Regions from separate parts of the Homo sapiens genome. Here region 2 is linked to region 1. The links are chromatin loops, found by intact Hi-C in ENCODE. Cell type or tissue: heart left ventricle. All regions are shown on one strand. Each heading gives the region's core, and the rest is flanking DNA. Links, peaks and the distances in the headings are about the cores only. Region 1 overlaps FAM184A (family with sequence similarity 184 member A). Region 2 has its middle 19 kb from the start of FAM184A.

Evidence for each region. A loop is a pair of places that touch in the nucleus more often than their neighbours do. Peaks named below come from ENCODE experiments on the same cell type or tissue, not always from the same donor. Only the 100,000 strongest peaks of a DNase experiment are listed, where the experiment ranks them.
Region 2: it touches region 1 in a loop (3-fold over the local background); 19 of 110 quality-filtered maps call a loop at or near these places.

What each region holds. Positions count from the first base shown.
Region 1 is chr6:118,973,935-118,983,320 of GRCh38, forward strand. It overlaps FAM184A (family with sequence similarity 184 member A), which reads right to left. Exons shown (of 18, transcript NM_024581.6): 10 at 6,204-6,416; 11 at 5,431-5,584; 12 at 1,983-2,110; 13 at 1,090-1,274; 14 at 494-640. All of the region lies in intron 1 of LOC124901389 (a long non-coding RNA gene), which reads left to right. Among named protein-coding and RNA genes, the nearest start is that of MCM9, 43 kb to the left of the region's middle. In heart left ventricle, for the core only: no CTCF peak of the experiment used is centred there; no DNase peak of the experiment used is centred there.
Region 2 is chr6:119,092,970-119,102,131 of GRCh38, forward strand. It overlaps a transcript of FAM184A not described here. Among named protein-coding and RNA genes, the nearest start is that of FAM184A, 19 kb to the left of the region's middle. In heart left ventricle, for the core only: no CTCF peak of the experiment used is centred there; a DNase peak (open chromatin) is centred at 3,892; H3K27ac peaks cover 1,024 bases.

The DNA.
Region 1 (9,386 bases), core at 482-8,481:
ATAAAATAAAAAGAAAGAATTGCTCTTTCTCATCTCCAGTACCTCCTAATCCATTCTCTTGAGGGAACCATTACCATTAAAATTTGGTATTTGTTAAGATATTTTGATATTTTGGTAAAATATACATTATTAGTGTGTATATAGGATCATAGTATTCCTATTGTTCACTATATATTCTTTTTACTTAACATTATATATAGCCATATTTTCAGTTTTCACCATGGCATGATAGTTCATGATCCTAAGGAACATTCTTTAGATTACTGTTCTAGCAGAACTGGTGCAGTCTTAGTTGATAAAACATCATCATTCAACTGCCTCATCCTAATTAAAGAACATATAGCACTGCAATTACCATCTGTAACACAGCACTAAAATTTTCTTTTTAAAGTATCCTTTTTATTAGAGTCAAAATAACAGCTAATCTGAGGTTAAACACAGTGCTCCTAAATTTATTATCCACATATGAATTTTCTTATATAATATGACTTACGACACTTGTAAAGCGGCATTTATTTCCTTGAGTAGCTCGTTAGTCTTATTAAAATCTGCCCGCATGATATTTTTCTCTCTGAGGTGGTCTGCTGTCATGACATCCAACTCTTTTTCAAGTCTCTTGTTTAAATCTTGTTCATGCAACCTGTTTGATTTATTTTTAGTTAAGAAAATGTTATTCTGAAGTCAAGCTTTCAAAACTTTCTATTATTCTACCAGATTTGAAATGGTTTTTGGTATAATATATAGAAAATTTATGTAAACAGCCTAAATTAAGCTACTTACTTTCTGCTATAAGCTTCTGGCTTTGTTAAAGTTGTCTCCTTTAATGCTTTTTCAAATAACATTTTAAAAAGAATTCAGTTAATTATATACAATTTCCAAAGTGAATGAATACATGTTACATCATTCAAGATATAAACATTTCATCTGTGTTCTAGATTATAACATAGTCATCAAATAAAGTAAAAAGAGGTCTTCAATATTTTACTAGAGAGCCAGTCTAGTCACAAAATTAGCATAGATTACTAAATATCAGCACAACAGTTTTTCAGATGACACTGCATATTCCTTCTGTTGTACTTAATGGCATACCTTATCTGTTGGTTAGATTCACTTCGTATTCTGAGAATTTCTTTCCCCTTAAATTCCAGTTCTTTGGTTAGGGCACTTATATTCTCATGAAGGTGCTGAACCTCCTTATCCAATTCAGAGATGTGATGCTCTCTGTGTCTTAATTCCTCTTGTAGATCTGTAATTCTACATATGTGCTCCTTACTCTGTTAAAAAAAAAAAGTCATTTTTAGAAGTTTTCTACATATTTGATTTCTGTGTTTATCTGCGGGAAAGAAAATGACACACTGGAATGTCAAATGTAATCATTCTGACATTGCTTCTTCAAAAGCAAACTGCTGAAATGAGAAAACCTCAAGGCCTGTTCTCTTTCCACACATATAGTGTGTATATGGATATAGCTTCAATAATGTCAGATTACAAAGAACCCAAAAGGTCAAAGGACATCTCTCTCATTTTACAGATGAGGAAACCAATACCCAAAGATGATTTATAATCAGTGGATTAGTTGAGATTAGAACACAGTGCTCTTACATCCTCAGTAAGTTTTACATGATTTTGAAGAATAATTGTGGCACCACTGCCTATAATCTAAAGAGAAAGTGCATCTAAGGAGGCCCTCCTAAAACACACACATCACATGGCTTACAAAGCAGACTTAGTTTAGTGCTGCTCTAGCAGTTATCTGACAGTTAAGCTCCCTTCTGTGATTGTGCCACTCCACTCCAGCCTCAGTGACAAAGCGAGACCCTGTCTCAAATAAATAAATAACTGAATCAAATAAAGCTCTTCAATATAAATAGAATGTGATAACTAGTGAAAATAAGTTATTACAAAATAATTTTCAGGAAATTATGAACATTCAATCTATTCAAATTTAAGAAATCATCAGAGTACAGAATACTCTTACTTACCTGTCTTCTGCTGATGTCTATGCTTCTCTCTAATTCCATTTTAGCAGCTGCCAATTCTTGATGATGATTATGCCGTAACAAATCAATTGCAGCTGCATGTTGATGGTTGAGTTCTGAGCGCAAGGAAGCTGGAATTGCAAGGCAAAAATACATTTGGCACATTTAAAAAATATTATCAATACTTTAGATAAAAATTATAGAAGTAAAAAATTATTTCAAAAATTAGAACACTTGTGTATGTCCATTAAATTAATAGATTATAAACTATGACAAATTTAAATATTACAGACTACAATATACTATCATGAATTTAAAGTTAATGTAGCTTTGATGAGGATATAAAATATTTCAAATGTTTAAGCGGATCAAGGTATTTTTATACATGCTTTCAGTATGCAGGTAAAGTGCTAATGGAGATGAAGTATTTTTAATTCGTCTCTTTCACTATTAGGATAATAAAATTTGGTCAAGCACGGGGGCTCATGCCTATAATCCCAGCACTTTGGGAGGCCGAGGTGGGTGGATCACCTGAGGTCAGGAGTTCGAGACCAGCCTGATCAACATGGTGAAACCCCGTCTCTACTAAAAATACAAAAAATTAGCCAGGCATGGTGGTAGGTTCCTGTAATCTTAGCTACTCAGAAGACTGACACAGGAGAATTGCGTGAACCTGGGAGGCAGAGGTTGCAATGAGCCGAGATCACGCCATTGCACTCCAGCCTGGGCAACAGAGTGAGACTCCATCTCAAAAAAAAAAAAAAGAATGAAATTTTAGAGTTTAATGGTACCATAACAAATATTTAGGAGGCAACTTCTCACCCAAATAAGAATTCTTCAAAAATATCCCTAAAGGAGCCTGGCTGGTCAATGTTCTCATGATATTGAAAAATGTTCAATATCATGAGCCACTAGGAAAATGCAAATTAAAACCAGAATGAGTTATCACACATTCCTATCAGAAAGGATGAAATATAATGACAACATCAAATGTTGGTGAGGATGTGAGCAAAATTTATATGATGCTAGTAGGGATGGAAAATGGTACAATCACTCTAGAAAATGTTTGGCAGTTTGTTACAAAACTACATATGCAGCTGCCATATGACCCAGCAACCGCACTCCTAGGCACTTATCCCAGAGAAATGAAACTTATGTTTATATGAAATTTGTACGTGAATGTTTATAGCAGCTTTATTTGTAACAGCTAAGAACTAAAAGCTCAGGTGATCTTTAACGGGCAAAGGACAACAAACTACGGTGGATCAAAACCACTGAATACTACTTGGCAATAAAAAGAAACAAACTGTTGATACACACAATAACCTAGATGACTTCAGATAATTATGCCGAGTGAAAAAAGGCCAACCTCTACATGTTAAATATTGTTGGGTGTGGTGGTTCACACCTGTAATCCCAGCACTTTGGGAGGCCGAGACCCGTAGATCACTTGAGGCCTGGAGTTTGAGACCAGCTTGGGCAACATGGTGAAACCCTGCCTACAAAAATTACAAAAATTAGCTGGGTGTGGCAGCACACACTTATAGTCCCAGCTACTTAGGAGGCTGAGGCAGGAGGATTGCTTGAACCCGGGAGGTGGAGGTTGCAGTGAGCTGATAGCACACCACTGCATTCTTAACCTGGGCAACAGAGTGAGACCCTATCCCTTCTCCCCAAAAAGGTTAAATATTGTATGATTTCATTTATAAAATTAGAGCATTCTTAACCTGACAAAATCATAGAAATGAACAGGGTAATGGTTGCCAGGTGTTATAGGAGGGGAGGACTGGGAATATAGGTGTGGCAATAAATGAACAACATGAGTCATCTTCATGGTAATGGGAATGTTCTGAATCTTGACAGAATCTTCGTCATTGTACTGGTTGTGATACTGTACCATAGTTCTGCAAGATGTTACCACTGGAGGAACTAGTTAAAGAGATCTCTGTAGTATTTCTTAAAACTGCATGTGAATCTACAATTATTTCAAAATAAAAGTTTTTTTAAAGACCCAAAACTCTTTTTGTCAACAAAGACATATTTTATTTATTTATTTATTTATTTTTTGAGACAGAGTTTTGCTCTTGTTGCCCAGGCTGGAATGCAATGGTGTGATCTTGGCTCACTGCAAACTCGACCTTCCAGATTCAAGCGATTCTCCCGCCTCAGCCTCCCAAGTAGCTAGGATTACAGGCATGCGCCACCACGCCTGGCTAATTCTGTATTTTTAGTAGAGATGCAGTTTCACCATGTTGGTCAGGCTGATCTCAAAATCCCGCCCTCAGGTGATCCACCTGCCTCAGCCTCCCAAAGTACTGGGATTAGAGGTGTGAGCCACCACACCCGGCCAACAAAGACATATTTGAATCATGTTTAGTGGAGCATGTTTCAATGGACTAAACAACAATAGTTCCAACACTGGGACTGTTTTTGCCTGCCCTGACAAAGCTGTGGAATGTGTATTCCCTTTTGGCCACATTTCTATAAAGGCGACCTCTACATTTCACTACAATTCCTGTGCAAAGACAGGGCAGTAGTTCATTTTTTAATTCTCCTTGCTCAGCAATCTCTAGCACATGAAAAGGCTTTTCACAAATCTTTGACAAATGTCTAAATTTAATCTGATTTTCATGCTAGCAGTCATAGTGGGTTTTAAAGGAGGAAGAGGAGAGCTTTAACGACTTGGTCTGGGACTCCCAGCAACATTATCGATGAGAAACAGGGTCAGACGGCTTTCCCTTTGAGGCCCAAAATATTGATAACACTTCAGTCTTCTTTGCTCCAAATTCCTACTTGGAAAGAGTGTGCCACTGAAGTATGACAACATGTTAAAAATATTAGCATAATTTGGAATAAAGCCAAACAGAAGGAAAATGAGATGGTAAGAATAAAAAGTTATTGAATGACATAAAAAACAAAACCCAAAACAAATCTTTAAATACATATCCAGTTTTTCTTCAAAACTCAACCTACCTCCTTATAAAAAGTAATGATGTGAACACCTCATAGGTAGAAATCTCAAAGAAATATATACCTCAACAGAAGAGTCAGACCTAATACTGACTTTTCCCATTAAAACAAAATCTTGAAGTGTAAAAAACCATATGACCATGCAGTCTAAGGACATGTGGCTCCATGTCCTTTCTACTGAGCAGTGATTGATTTCTGGGACACCTCAATGTCCTGAGTCCACTTAGTCCAAAAAGGACAGATTAGAGTACCAGTGGTGTTGCTTGCATAGCTGGAGTACAGAGAGAGCTGAGGGGAATTCACTTTACTGTTTGTGTCCTGCCTATTCATGTGGTAACTTCAAATAAAATATGCAGTACACTTAGATATTCATTTTGACGTTTCAAAATTTTAAAATAAAACTTGGTGATTTTATGTTGAATTTAAAAAATGTTAAAAATGTACATATGAATATGACAAGATTGTAATCTTTTCAAAATACCAAGCATAGCCTTTCCTTCATCTTCTAATTCAAACCGAAGAGTCTGAAGTTCCTGTTCCATTTCTATCCGGAAGCCCTCCATTGACTCTCTGTGTGCATCTTTTAGTGATTGAAGCTCTGCAGAATGCTTCTGTTGTAAATGATTTTCAAGAGCCTAGAACAAGACAAATTCAAATTATTATGCTAGAATATAGGAAGGAAAATGCAAACAAAATAGAAAACAGTTACTAAAACTCAGTTATTATTTAAGAAATACAAAATGTTTTAGGTTCATTTTCAAGAAAACTAGACATAAGATAATCAACATTAGAAAAAATAATTAGGGTCATTTCAGTAGAATAAAGAAATCATCATGAAACCAATTTGATTCAATGTATTTTGTCTATATATTGAACAGGCTGGGCACAGTGGCTCACCCTTGTAATCCCAGCAGTTTGGGAGGACAAGGTGGAAGGATTGCTTGAGCCCCAGAATTCAAGACCAGCCTGGGCAACATAGCGAGACCCTGTTTCTACAAAAAAAAAAAAATTAAAAAATTAGCCAGGCATGGTGGTGTGCGCCTATAGTCCCAGCTATTCAGGAGGCTGAGGTGGAAAAATCACGAGTCTAGGAAGTCGAGACTGCAGTGAGCCATGATTGTGCTGCTGCACCTCAGCCTGGGTGACAGAGTGAGACCCTGTCTCAAAAAATAGAAAAAAAAATTTTTTTAATTTGAAGACTAATTATTATTAGGCAGTTGGGTTACATTTGAACGTATGTCACATAAAACTTACTCTTTGCTCCTTTTCCTTTTCCTCTTCCATAGTTTGAAATGCAAGGACATGTGCTTCTTTTAATGATTTGTGTCTTTGCTGATGTTGCTCCTCTAATTCTTCAAGCTCTTGCGTAAGCCGCTGTCGTTCTTGCGTAAACTGGGCTTGCAGTTGTTGCAAAGAAGTCTGAGACTGGGAAAGCTGTATCTCCAGATTCTGTTTCAGCAAGGAAATCTATGCCCCAGAATGGTACACAATGAAGAATAAATACAAGGCATAGTTCACAAACTACCCAGCAAAGGGGGAAAAGCATTTCAAAGATATTAATGATAGTAAAATAACTGCCTTAATGTTTCCATTTAAAATATTCTAAAATATATCATAAAAATAACCATTTAATATCACCATTTAAAATTCCACTTTCTGTAATTATTCTGAAAATAGTTTAGTTATATTGTTTATAGACTGTCTAAAGAACACTGCAGCCCACATTTAGAATACAATGAATATCTGTCTTAAGTTTCAATAAAAATTCATAATATGAAATAAAAACAGAAGACAACTAACATATTCATTAGGTTATAGTCACTTTGAGGAAAGAGTATGTTAAACCACTTATTTGTAAAGTAGTAAAGTGAAATAGGAGTGTGAGCTCTGAGTTAAAATCCTAGCTCTGTCACTTGTTAGTATCAACACCTCACCAGGCTATGTTACTACATATAGCTCACTTTGAACAGACTCTGGCATGTACTAAGCATTCAACAAATATTAGCTAAGATTATTTGAGAATTAAAAACCTACTGTTTAAAAGATACATCAGTTTATAATTTAGAATCATCATGTAAATTTTTATTTTTCATTTAACTCAAAGTTATTGAAAACCTTTAAGTTTCTAAAATGTCTCAAACGTCCCACAATCTTTTATTCAGCCATTATAATAATGTCAGGTGCTTTTCTTTCACTATGGAAAACTGATTTGTCACTCCTTTTGAAAACAGACATCAGCCTCAGTATGTCTGTATCACTTCTAGATGTCTTAATATACTTAAAATTAAGTATTTTGGGAAGAATAAAAACATAAAACAGGTATATGTATGTATTATATACGTTCATATATGCATTTGATAAAACCATTTAATTGACCTATTTCTATTCTCATACACAGGATATTGTAACTTGAAACTACGTATCTGTATTCTAAAAGAAGTCTAAATCTAAGAGGAACTTAGGAGAACCAGATACAAAGTTGTAAAATGTGTTCCATAAGCAACTTAAAACACTCTATGCTTTTATATACTGGTAAAACAGTTTCTGCGGCCAAAAAAGCCAATGAAAAGAGGAAACTTTAAAGTGAGTTTTTGTAAATGGGAAAATACTCTCTTTTAATTGATGGAAGGCAGACATAAGTTGCCTCACATGCGTCACAAAGAAAGGTACCTGGGAAAGAAAGAGAAAAGGCGGGGAATCACTAGACATGCAAGAGAAGAACGGAGGAAAGAATCATTAATTGGAAAAAGAAAAGGTCGAAAGCAAGCCACCATATCCCTTTAAAAAGCAGCAGGAACAGTCACAGACTGTAGTGAGCTTAGGGTGATGATTAGCCTTCCAGAAGGGTTCTGGACAAAGTTATCAATCAGAGTTAGTTATAAAGGTTAGCATATGGCTTTATGGAAACAGTCAAGCACTGGTGAGAAATCGTATGAACAATCTAGGTGTAATCTGTTTTAATGTATTTCCGAATAAGTGACTCCACCTGTTCAAACTTTATGAATTCTGCTTATTAATTTCTACAAAAACCTAAGGTTTCAGAGGTTATTTTAAAGTTTTGGAGCCAAGGTGGAACTGCAACCCTCTGATACCAAATATCACAACTCCTTATACCTCTAAATGGCAGCAGCACCCACGACTTACAGACTGAAATAAATCCTGCAAATGTGAGAATGTGATATGCGCATAAGAATCTCACAGCCACAGCTAAGGCCATACTTGTGGAATATGATAAATTATACCACATGACTTCTCACCATTTTATGCAATGAAAATCAGGATAAAACGAATATTGAAGACAGCCTAGAAAGAAAAAATAAACCACAAAAGGGTAACAAGAACAAAAATAGACATTTGTGAACACTGATTTGTAACCGGTAGAGCCGTTCTCTTCCCAGCAAGTTGGTTCTTGAAATAGAGAAAGCACCTACCCCCTCTCTTTGGAAGTTCAACCCTAGTCCCAGCCTAAGCATGGGGACCCATGGGACTGCCTTTTTTGTTTCTGAGGATAACTTGTTGAAATGTATACGGGAAAGCTGGAAAGGGTGTGTCACATGCAGAATAACAATATTCTCAAAGCTATTACTTGGCACCTGACCAAGTGGGGATTAAAGTCTACCCAGCATTCTGCTCACCAAGCTGTCTGCCCTGGTACAGATCTGTGTCCATCCAAAAAGAATGGACATGTTTTTCTGCTTTGCACAAAGGTGCCATATAGGCTAGCAGTGGCCCTGGATCCCATCCTCAAATTTAGTGTGTACTTCAATTAGTAGGAAACCAATCAGCTCACAGTGGTGTTTCTTATTTTCTGCAATACCTACTTCAAAATTTGCTGAATCGACAGACCTCTCATACGTTAATTTGACTCACGTTTGACCTATTAACAGATGAAACTTATGAAGAAATGCAATATTTAAAGTGAATGACTGGAAGTACCACAGTGCATAATAGTTACATATTTAAAATCTACAGAGTTTTAAATTTCTCCAGCTAAAATAAAATACACTTAAATATTTTACATTGTAATATACTTTACCTTGAAAGAACTCCAAAATAGTACTTTCCATCTTAGGATATGTGATTAATCTTTGTATCTACACTCAAGAAAATAATATAAACTATGTGCAGAAAGATATGATCATGCAATTTAGTGTTCAAACATACTTAGATATTTTGTATTCTTAACTTTGAAAGCACATCAAAATAATATTAAGGCCATCGAAAATCTTTGAATTCATGCTCAAGACAGTAATGTGAATTATATGCAGAAAGCCTTAATCATGCAATGCAATATCAAAATTTATTTTGTTCTTTTTAAAAACAAGTTAGCAGAATTGCAATAAATAGCTTTTATTCAGCATGAAAAGTACATGGCACTTTAAAAGACAATGAGCAAAGTAATGTAAAGTGAATTAATTTTTATAGCTATAATTTAAA
Region 2 (9,162 bases), core at 1-8,000, 120 kb after region 1:
GGTTACCCCTATAGTCTTGCATATTACATGAATTATGTCCATCTGGCCTTCGATGTTTAAGTGCAGCTACCTGGACTCTCAAATAATTGAATTCTTTTTATTCCCATTGACCCTAGAAGGCTCAATTCTGTGGCAGAATTTTATTCTGTGAACCCCAATTCATAGAGGCCACTGCCACTAACCTTTCATAAAATGCTGGTATGTTCCTTCTTACCTTTGTGGAGGGAGTACAGTAGGAAACAGTCAGGCGATTGGTCTCACATAAAAATCTCATTCTCTTATGCCCACTTCCTTGAGCCTTCTGACCTTTTTTTAAATAGACAACTGTGGCATCTCTACATTGTTATCATGTCCAAGTTTCAAGGCACCGTCTTAGCAGTGTGTTGGGACAAACTCCAGGAGTCCTTGATGGGATGTTACCGTGAGTCACGGGAGAATTACACTCTCCTGTATTCAGCCTTATATCTCACTTACCTATCCTATTCAATTTAACACTTTCAGATTTATTCCCATAGATCTTTTCCTCTTTCCTGTCAGAATTTTTCTGTAATTCTTTCAGCAAGTTATTTCTTCCCATAGAAGAAACAGTACCTTCCCTCTTACGGTATGCTAGAACTTGACACATTTTCAAGCTACAGGCAGTTAGAGGAGTCACTGGAGGGATCCCAAGGAGGACGAGTAACATCTTCCAAGACACTCAACTCAGGAAGGTTTTCATCCTCTTCAGGCAAGGGAAGACTGCTGTCCTCCAGCAAGAGGCAGGAGACTGGTTTCTGTAACCTCCCTGATTCAAGAGCACCCAGGATTTAAGGTCCTCATCCATATCCTCACAGAGGCCTTCATCCCAAGTCTGAGTCCCACTGTTTCCCTATCAAAGCTGTGACTTTAGCATAGATCTTTAGCGTAGAAGACCTGTATATTCAGTCTCCTTTGCCATTCTGCCACCCCTAAGATTGAATTTGGAGCTTGAATTTTAGCACAGACTGCCCTTTCATCTTTTTTTCCTTCCTTCCTTCCTCCCTCCCTCCCTCCCCTCCCCTCCCTCCCTCTCTCCCTTCTTTCCTTTCTTCCTTCCTTCCTTCCTTCTTTCCTTTCTTTTTCTTTCTCTCTCTCTTTTCTTTTCTTTCTGTTTCAGAGATGGGATCTCACTCTGCTGCCCAGGCACAATCATAGCTCACTGCAGCCTTAAACTCCTGAGCTCAAGCGATCCTTCTGCCACAGCCTCTCGAGTAGCTGGGATTACAGGAGCAAGCCACTGTGCCTGGCCCGACTGCCGTTTTGCTACACAGTCCCTTTACTTGCTGTCATGGAAGACTTCTGACTTTCACAGAATGTCTTGACCTGATAGTTGGCTGACCTGAACTCGTCTTTTTCTTTGAGGCAGTCTTCAAAACTCTTATGGCATTTCACAAAAGCCAGTCAATTCCACTACTGTTATAATTACCATTGCCCCCTTTCATCCCAGTATTAGATACTATATAAGTGAAGCTTTCCCTTCCACAACATCCTGTCCACCACGGGTGAGAGTTTGATTGTTATGCCAGAGGTTATCAACACCACAATTACTACCAGCAATGGAGCTTTTGTTTTCATCTGACTGGTGAGTAAACCTGTTCCAGAATACCATCCCGAGGGGATGCTTTCTCCAACTACACCAGATATTACTGTCTTAGTTTGGGTCCACCCAAAAGTAGAGCATGAGGTAAGGAATTGAGTTCAGGTAATTTATTTGCAAAATGACTCCAGAAAGTAGGAATGAAGGAGTAAGCTTACTGAGAGAAGGAAGATGGAAAAGTAAAAAAAAAAAAGGAGGGGATGTTATTGAACTAATTACCGCAGTGGGCAATTGGGCTCAAGCCTTCCGAGGATCCTTTGAGGAACCATGTGGAATACACTTGAGAATGGCCCTGCAAAAGAGGGGAGGCTGAACAATTTATCCCCTGGCACCACTGGCTGGGGTTCTAATGGGGGAATATTTCTCCTTTGGGCTTGCCCTGTACACTTATAAGCTCCTAGCATATAAGCTCCCACTGCTTCCTTGGTAAAGGATGTCAGAGAGATGAAGAGGAACTTGTGGTGGGACTCTGTCAGCATGCATAGGAAAGTGCATTACAGCTGCAGCAAAAAAAATCAAAGGTGGGCTGAGTGGATGTAGAGCATCTACTTTATCACAAAAGCCAGTCCCGTACACCCAGCAAATGGTCTCCTTTAATTAAATATTCCCATCTCTTCCTTGCTAAGAACCCTACTTATAAGCCCTATTCATTCTTACCAGGATAACCTTTGTCTCCTCAAAGGCACTGAGAGAAGAAACAATCCATGTGTGTTTTATAAAACGTGCTGAAGTCAGGAAAGATCCTAGTGAGAGGCATTGGTGAGTTCCTGTTAGGTGTTCTTTTTTTACACTTTTTATTAAGTTCCTGGGGGAAGAACTATAAGCAAGTTGTAGTTATCCAATCCCTTGCTCCTGGCTTGAAAATCCAGTGGCCAGAGACAGAATTTAGCTCTACCTTTCATGGCACTCTTTGGGTGGTCTCTCAGAGAGGATATTATAATATCTAGATGAGAAATAATATAGGCTTTTATTTTCTTTCATTATTTATTTATTTTAGAGGTAGGTACTCTGTTGCCCAGGCTACAGTGCAATGGTGTGATCATAGCTCACTGCAGCCTCGAACACTTGGGCTCAAGTGATCCTCCCACCTCAGCCTCCTGTGTAGCTAGGACTACAAGTGCACACCACCACACCTGGCTAATTATTTTTATTTTTATAGAGACAGGGTCTTGCTATGTTGCCCAGGCTGGACTTGAACTCCTGGCTTCAAGTGATCCTTCTGGCTCAACTTCCCAAAGCACTGAGATTAAAGGTGAGAGCCACCATGCCCAGACAGGTTTTTCTATTTTTTTGTGTGTGTGAACTTCCAGTCCATCTTCCATTGCCTTCCAATGGGCGCAATTAGTTGAAGTAGCAAGATGTTGACTCTTGTGGGTTCCTCTTTCACAGTGGGTTCTTTTCTGACTTTGGACTTTGGCAAGATTCTTCTTTGTATTTGAGCCTATCTCATTCCACCTCTCCTCAAAGCAACTCATGTCATTTGAAAAGAATTCTTTAGGCCATCGATTAAAAAAATCACCCCTTTGAGGTGGTGACATTGGGTACCAGGGGAAAAAGGGTACCTACTGTGTATTCTGATAAGTGGCTTGAAAACAGCCTCCTCCTCAGCTTGCTGTCTTTATTGCCTCATCTCTCATGACACTTGTTTTCTTCACTGCTCCTGGCATGTCTTCAGGTTATTGACTTCTGGGATTTGCAGATTTTGTAACGTGGTACTGCTTTGAAAGGAGTACTTTACACTGCTTTGGAAGAACAGAAAGAAAGAAAAGGGGCCGGGCGCGGTGGCTCACGCCTGTAATCCCAGCACTTTGGGAGGCCGAGGCGGGTGGATCATGAGGTCAGGAGATCGAGACCATCCTGGCTAACAAGGTGAAACCCCGTCTCTACTAAAAATACAAAAAATTAGCCGGGCGCGGTGGCGGGCGCCTGTAGTCCCAGCTACTCGGGAGGCTGAGGCAGGAGAATGGCGTGAACCCGGGAGGCGGAGCTTGCAGTGAGCCGAGATTGCGCCACTGCAGTCCGCAGTCCGGCCTGGGCGACAGAGCGAGACTCCATCTCAAAAAAAAAAAAAAAAAAAAAAAAAGAAAGAAAGAAAAGGTTAATGCTAAGGACTGTTATTAGTATTGGTATTGGTCTAGGCTGAGATTCAGTATGGGAGTGATAGCACTCTGGATAAATGCTTGAACACACTTTTGTCTCTCCTACCTCCTGACACCAATTACTTCCCCACCCCCACTCCTCCCGACTTGCTTCTCTCAGGTCCAGGCCTGTCCTTGACGTCAGAAGGCATGGGCTGGTCTCCAGGAAGCCCGTCCAAGCTCAGAACTTAGAGACAAAGCAAAGCATTCTGCACAGTCCTGCTTGACATTTCCTCTCTTTTCTCATTTGAAGATTTTATTGTGTTACCCTGGTGATGAGAAATGTAGTTAAGAAAGAGGAATTCCCAGAGTAGAAAGTATGGGGGCCAGAAGAGGCAATAAGAGTCCAGATTTAGAAAAATCCTATCAGAAGGAATACTGGGGTCAGAACAACGATGACATTCCCTTCCACCCTTCCCATCTCGCAGTTCATGCAGTTCTCTCTCACCTCTGCCTCATGACTGGTTGTATTCACACTTAAAAAGGAATACTTCCTTTTTCAAAACATGTTTTTTCACTTAAGAAAAAGAGCTCAGCTTTCAGTTCTCCACCTCTTTTCCTCTTCCTCCTTCCTGTCCTACTCTCCAATTTCTTGTGTTCTTTTATAAAAAGAACAATTAAAAGCAAAGACAAACAAAATGTGAACCATCACAAACACATGCTTGTAAAGCAAGTTTTATGCAACAGAATGAATATTCAAAAATGAAAAACAAATGTCTTACTTCAGATTTCACCCAAAAGTGGATTCTGAGACAAGGATTTGGGTACAAGCAGTTTATTTGGGAGGTTGTGATACTATTTTACATATACATTTATATATATATAAGTCTTTTCTACCACGGTCCCTGGCTCATAACTCCCATAGCCCTGGTTACTTGCTAAGTGGCCGAAACAATAATCATATCTTTCGCTCAAGGTTTTGTCCTTTTGTCTTTGGTTCCTGAAGCAGCTTCAGGGTGAAAAAGGTAAAAGGTAGTCTTTTGGTGTAATGTTGCAATACTTTAGGCCTCAGAACTAGACCTTAGGAAACAGAATCTGTCTCTCTCTTTCTCTCTCTCTGACCTGCCTTCCTTTCACCTGCTCCTTTTTCTCCTCGAGGCAGGCCATAGAAACTAAAAATATACTCTAATCTTTCCTCACCTTTCTGTCTTGGAGCTGGCCATAAAGAAATTATCTGACTACATTGTCTGATTGTAGGTCATAATGTTGCTGAACCAAACTGGGGCCCTCTCACCGGATGCAGTAAGGCCGAACAACCACACCGAGGTTTTGCATCAGGAGGAGGGAGGGTGATATGGTTTGGCTGTGTCCACACCCCAGTCTCATCTTGAATTGTAGCTCCCATAATTCCCATGTGTTGTGGGAGGGACCCGGTGAGAGATAATTGAATCATGGGAGTGGTTTCCCCCATACTGTACTCGTGGTAGTGAGTAAGTCTCATGAGATCTGATGGTTTTATAAGGGGAAACCCCTTTTGCTTGGCTCTCATTCTCTCTTGGCTGCCACCAGGTAAGACATGCCTTTCGCCTTCCACCATGATTGTGAGGCCTTCCCAGCCACGTGGAACTGTGAGTCCATTAAACCTCTTTTTCTTTATAAATTAGTCTCGAGTATGTCTTTATCAGTGGTGTGAAACAGACTAATACAGAGGGGATTTATTTGCAGAATGCCAAGTAAAGAAAATCAGGCAGCTCACGCTTAAGACCCAACCTCCCTGTGTCTTACAAGCAAGACTTTTTAAAGGCAGGAGTAAATTTCAGCAAAGCAGAAATTACAGGCAAAATCATAAATGTATGAAGGCTATACGTTGGTTTGGCTTAAAATGGTGAGATATCTTGAAGTAGCGTGTTATGGGTCATAGGTAGATTCAAAATTTTTTTATTTGGAATTGGTTGAGGAAGGGAAGCTTTCTTTAAAATTTTGAGTTCAGCAGACAGAAATGATAGGTCTGGCCCATGGGCATGACTTCCTCCAGGTCCCTCAGGAAGAAATTTAGAACAAAGAACCGTGGTCAGAGTTCAGTCCTCAATTCTTATGTGAGGTCTACGTGCCGGTGGACCCATTTAGTAGGGGTCTGAGTTTCTGAAAAACAACTCAGGTACATGTGTTAAGATGTTATCTTTAGGCTGGGCGTGGCGGCACTTTGGGAGGCCGATGCGGGTGGATCACCTGAAGTCAAGAGTGGGAGACCGGCCTGACCAATATGATGAAACCCCATCTCTACTAAAAATACAAAATTAGTTGGGATGTGGTGGCGCATGCCTATAATCCCAGCTACTTGGGAGGCCGAGGCAGGAGAATCGCTTGAACCTGGGAGGTGGAGGTTGCAGTGAGCCGAGATCATGCCATTGCACTCCAGCCTAGGCAACAAGAGCAAAACTCCGTATCAAGAAAACAAAACAAAATAAAACAAAACAAAAAAGCTTCCCGGAGGGGCGCACACCTGAAGAGGGCATGGAAGCTCCACACCCCTTCCCATACCTCACCCTATGCATCTCTTCATCGTATCCTTCGCAATCTCCTTTGTAACAAGCCAGTGTTTCCCTGAATCCTCATCTTTAGCTTCTGCAGGGAACCAAACTTCTCATGACTGTAACTTTCTTGCCAATTGTTTTAAGCTACTATTACTGTCCTGCTTGTTAAGTTGCTCATTTACTTCTCAGGGCTAGCTAGGTGCCTGGAATTTCCCCTGAAGAAACTAAAGATTTTCCTTTATTTCATGCTTGGGGGAAGAGCTTCCAGTAGACCCCTAAGAGGAGTCCCTGCTCCATCTCAATAAGACCCCCATTTCAAAAGGGGTCCTGCTCCGTATCCTGGAAGAAGGAAAATTGCACCGACAGGCCAAGAAGAATCTGGACAGACAGGCCTTGCTGGGTTTCTCCACCCAATCTATTAGTATGGGATCATACACTTTTTGCCCAATCACATTTCTCACAGTTGCTAACATTCCTATCTATCGAAGTCTCCGTAAAAGGCGCAAGAGGACAGGTTATGGGGAGCTTTCAGATAGCTTAATACATGGAGCTTCCTGGAGGGGGGCGCACCTGAAGAGGGCATGGAAACTCCACACCCCTTCCCATACCTCACCCTATGCATCTCTTCATCGTATCCTTTGCAGTCTCCTTTGTAACAAGCCAGTGTTTCCTTGAATCCTGTGAGCGACTCTAGCAAATTAATGGAACCCAGAACCAGGATTTGGGATCTCCAGTTTATAGCTAGTCAGTCAGAAGCACTGGTGAAAGAACCTGGGCTTGAGATGGGCATCAAAAGGTGAGAAGTCTTGGGGACTGAGCCCTCAACCTGTGGGATCTGATACTATCTCCAGGTAGGTGGTGTCAGAATTATATTGGAGGACACCCAGCTGGTATTCACTGCAGAAGTGATTGCTTGCTGGCTGGTGGGGAGAAATTCCCACACGTCTGGTGTGAGAGTATGGTGGGAGAAACTGAGTTTATTTTTTTTCTACACAGAGGTGATCCCAGGAACTATGGTGAGGGAGAAATGAAATGGTACAGGAAATGGAAGGAGACAGGGAAAAGATCAATGCATTATCTTTGCATTGTACAATGCAATGTACAGGTTACTGCCATGAGTAATTGGGGCTCACTATCACTATGGACACTCTGAGACACATTGTAAAGCACATCTGAAATTGTTCCAAGAGACAAGGAAGCAAGGGTTTTTATCCATCAATGTCTGCCCATTACTGGTTGAAGTTTGCTCCCCAGGAAATTAACTCCCTGAGAGCTCTCAGGCAGAGGGATGCTTAAGGTGAAAAGTCATTGTCTACCTAAATACAGTTGACCTCCAGCGTGGGCCGGAGGGATATGGGCTGGACACTGACATTAGCTAGTCAAACATTTTTGTCTGAATAAAGCCAATAGCTAGTTTAGTTTTTACCTCTCTGTACTGACCCATTGGTTTAGTTTTCTTGAACATTAAAAATACTCTAGGCTGGATGCAGTGGCTCATGCTTGTAATCCCAGCACTTTGGGAGGCCGAGGTGGGCAGATGACTTGAGGTCAGGAGTTCAAGACCAGCCTGGCCAATATGTCGAAACCTCGTCTCTACTAAAAAAATACAAAAATTAGCCAGGTGTGGCAGCGGGCGCCTATAGTCCCAGCTACTTGGGAGGCTGAGGCAGGAGAATCGCTTAAACGCGGAAGGGGGCAGTTGCAGTGAGCTGAGATCACGCCACTGCACTCCAGCCTGGGCAACAGAGCAAGACTGTCTCAGAAAAACCCCAAAAAACAAAACAAAAAAACTTCTCTATATCCTCATGTTTTTATAGGCTCTATGAAAATAGTAATCCCCCATAATGTCTCACATTTCTCACAATGCACTTTCTTTTTTTTTTTTTGTAGATGGAGTTTCACTCTTGTTGCCCAGGCTGGAGTTTAATGGCATGATCTCGGCTCACTGCACCCTCCACCTCCTGGGTTCAAGCAATTCTCCTGCCTCAGCCTCCCGAGTAGCTGGGATTACAGGCATGCACCACCACGCCTGGCTAATTTTTTTTGTATTTTTTTAGTAGAGACGGGGTTTCTCCACGTTGGTCAGAATGGTCTTGAACTCCCAACCTCCGGTGATCCGCCCGCCTCGGCCTCCCAAAGTGCTGGGATTACAGGCGTGAACCACTGCGCCCAGCCACAATGCACTTTCATATCAATTATCTCATTTAATCTCAAAACAGTCCTTGAGATAAATATTATGAGCCTTACTTTACTATAGGATAACAGTGACCAAGATAAGTTAAATATTCCCCTGTAAGGCCATAAATCAAGCAAGTTGCTAATGTTCAAACTTCACTCTTTTGATTCTAATTTTGGTACTTTTCCCACCATACCCACATTTGTCTTCTATAATCGCGCAAATTTCTTGAGTGTGGGCATGGGATGTAACATACTAATAATGCTTAAATTATATGTACAAATCATGTTAACATTCTTCATATGAATCTTTTGTATTCATATCCCTTGCTGGTACAAGTGGGATACATAGTAGGAGACAACCACCATAAAGACACACAAAAAATTAAAGAATAAAGGATAGGCTGGGTGCGGTGACTCACGCCTGTAATCCCAGCACTTTGGGAGGCTGAGGTGGGCACATCACCCGAGGTCAGGAGTTCAAGACCAGCCTGGACAACATGATGAAACCCTGTCTGTACTAAAAATACAAAAATTAGCTGGGCTTGGTGGCGTGTGCCTGTAATCCCAGCTACTCAGGAGGCTGAGGTAGGAGAATCGCTTGAACCTGGGAGGCAGAGGTTGCAGTGAGCCGAGATCATACCACTGCACTCCAGCCTGGGCAACACAGTGAGACTTCATCTCAAAAAAATAAAAATAAAAATAAATAAAGTATATAAATGCATCATAAATAGAGTAATGCTAGGAAGAAACTGAATAA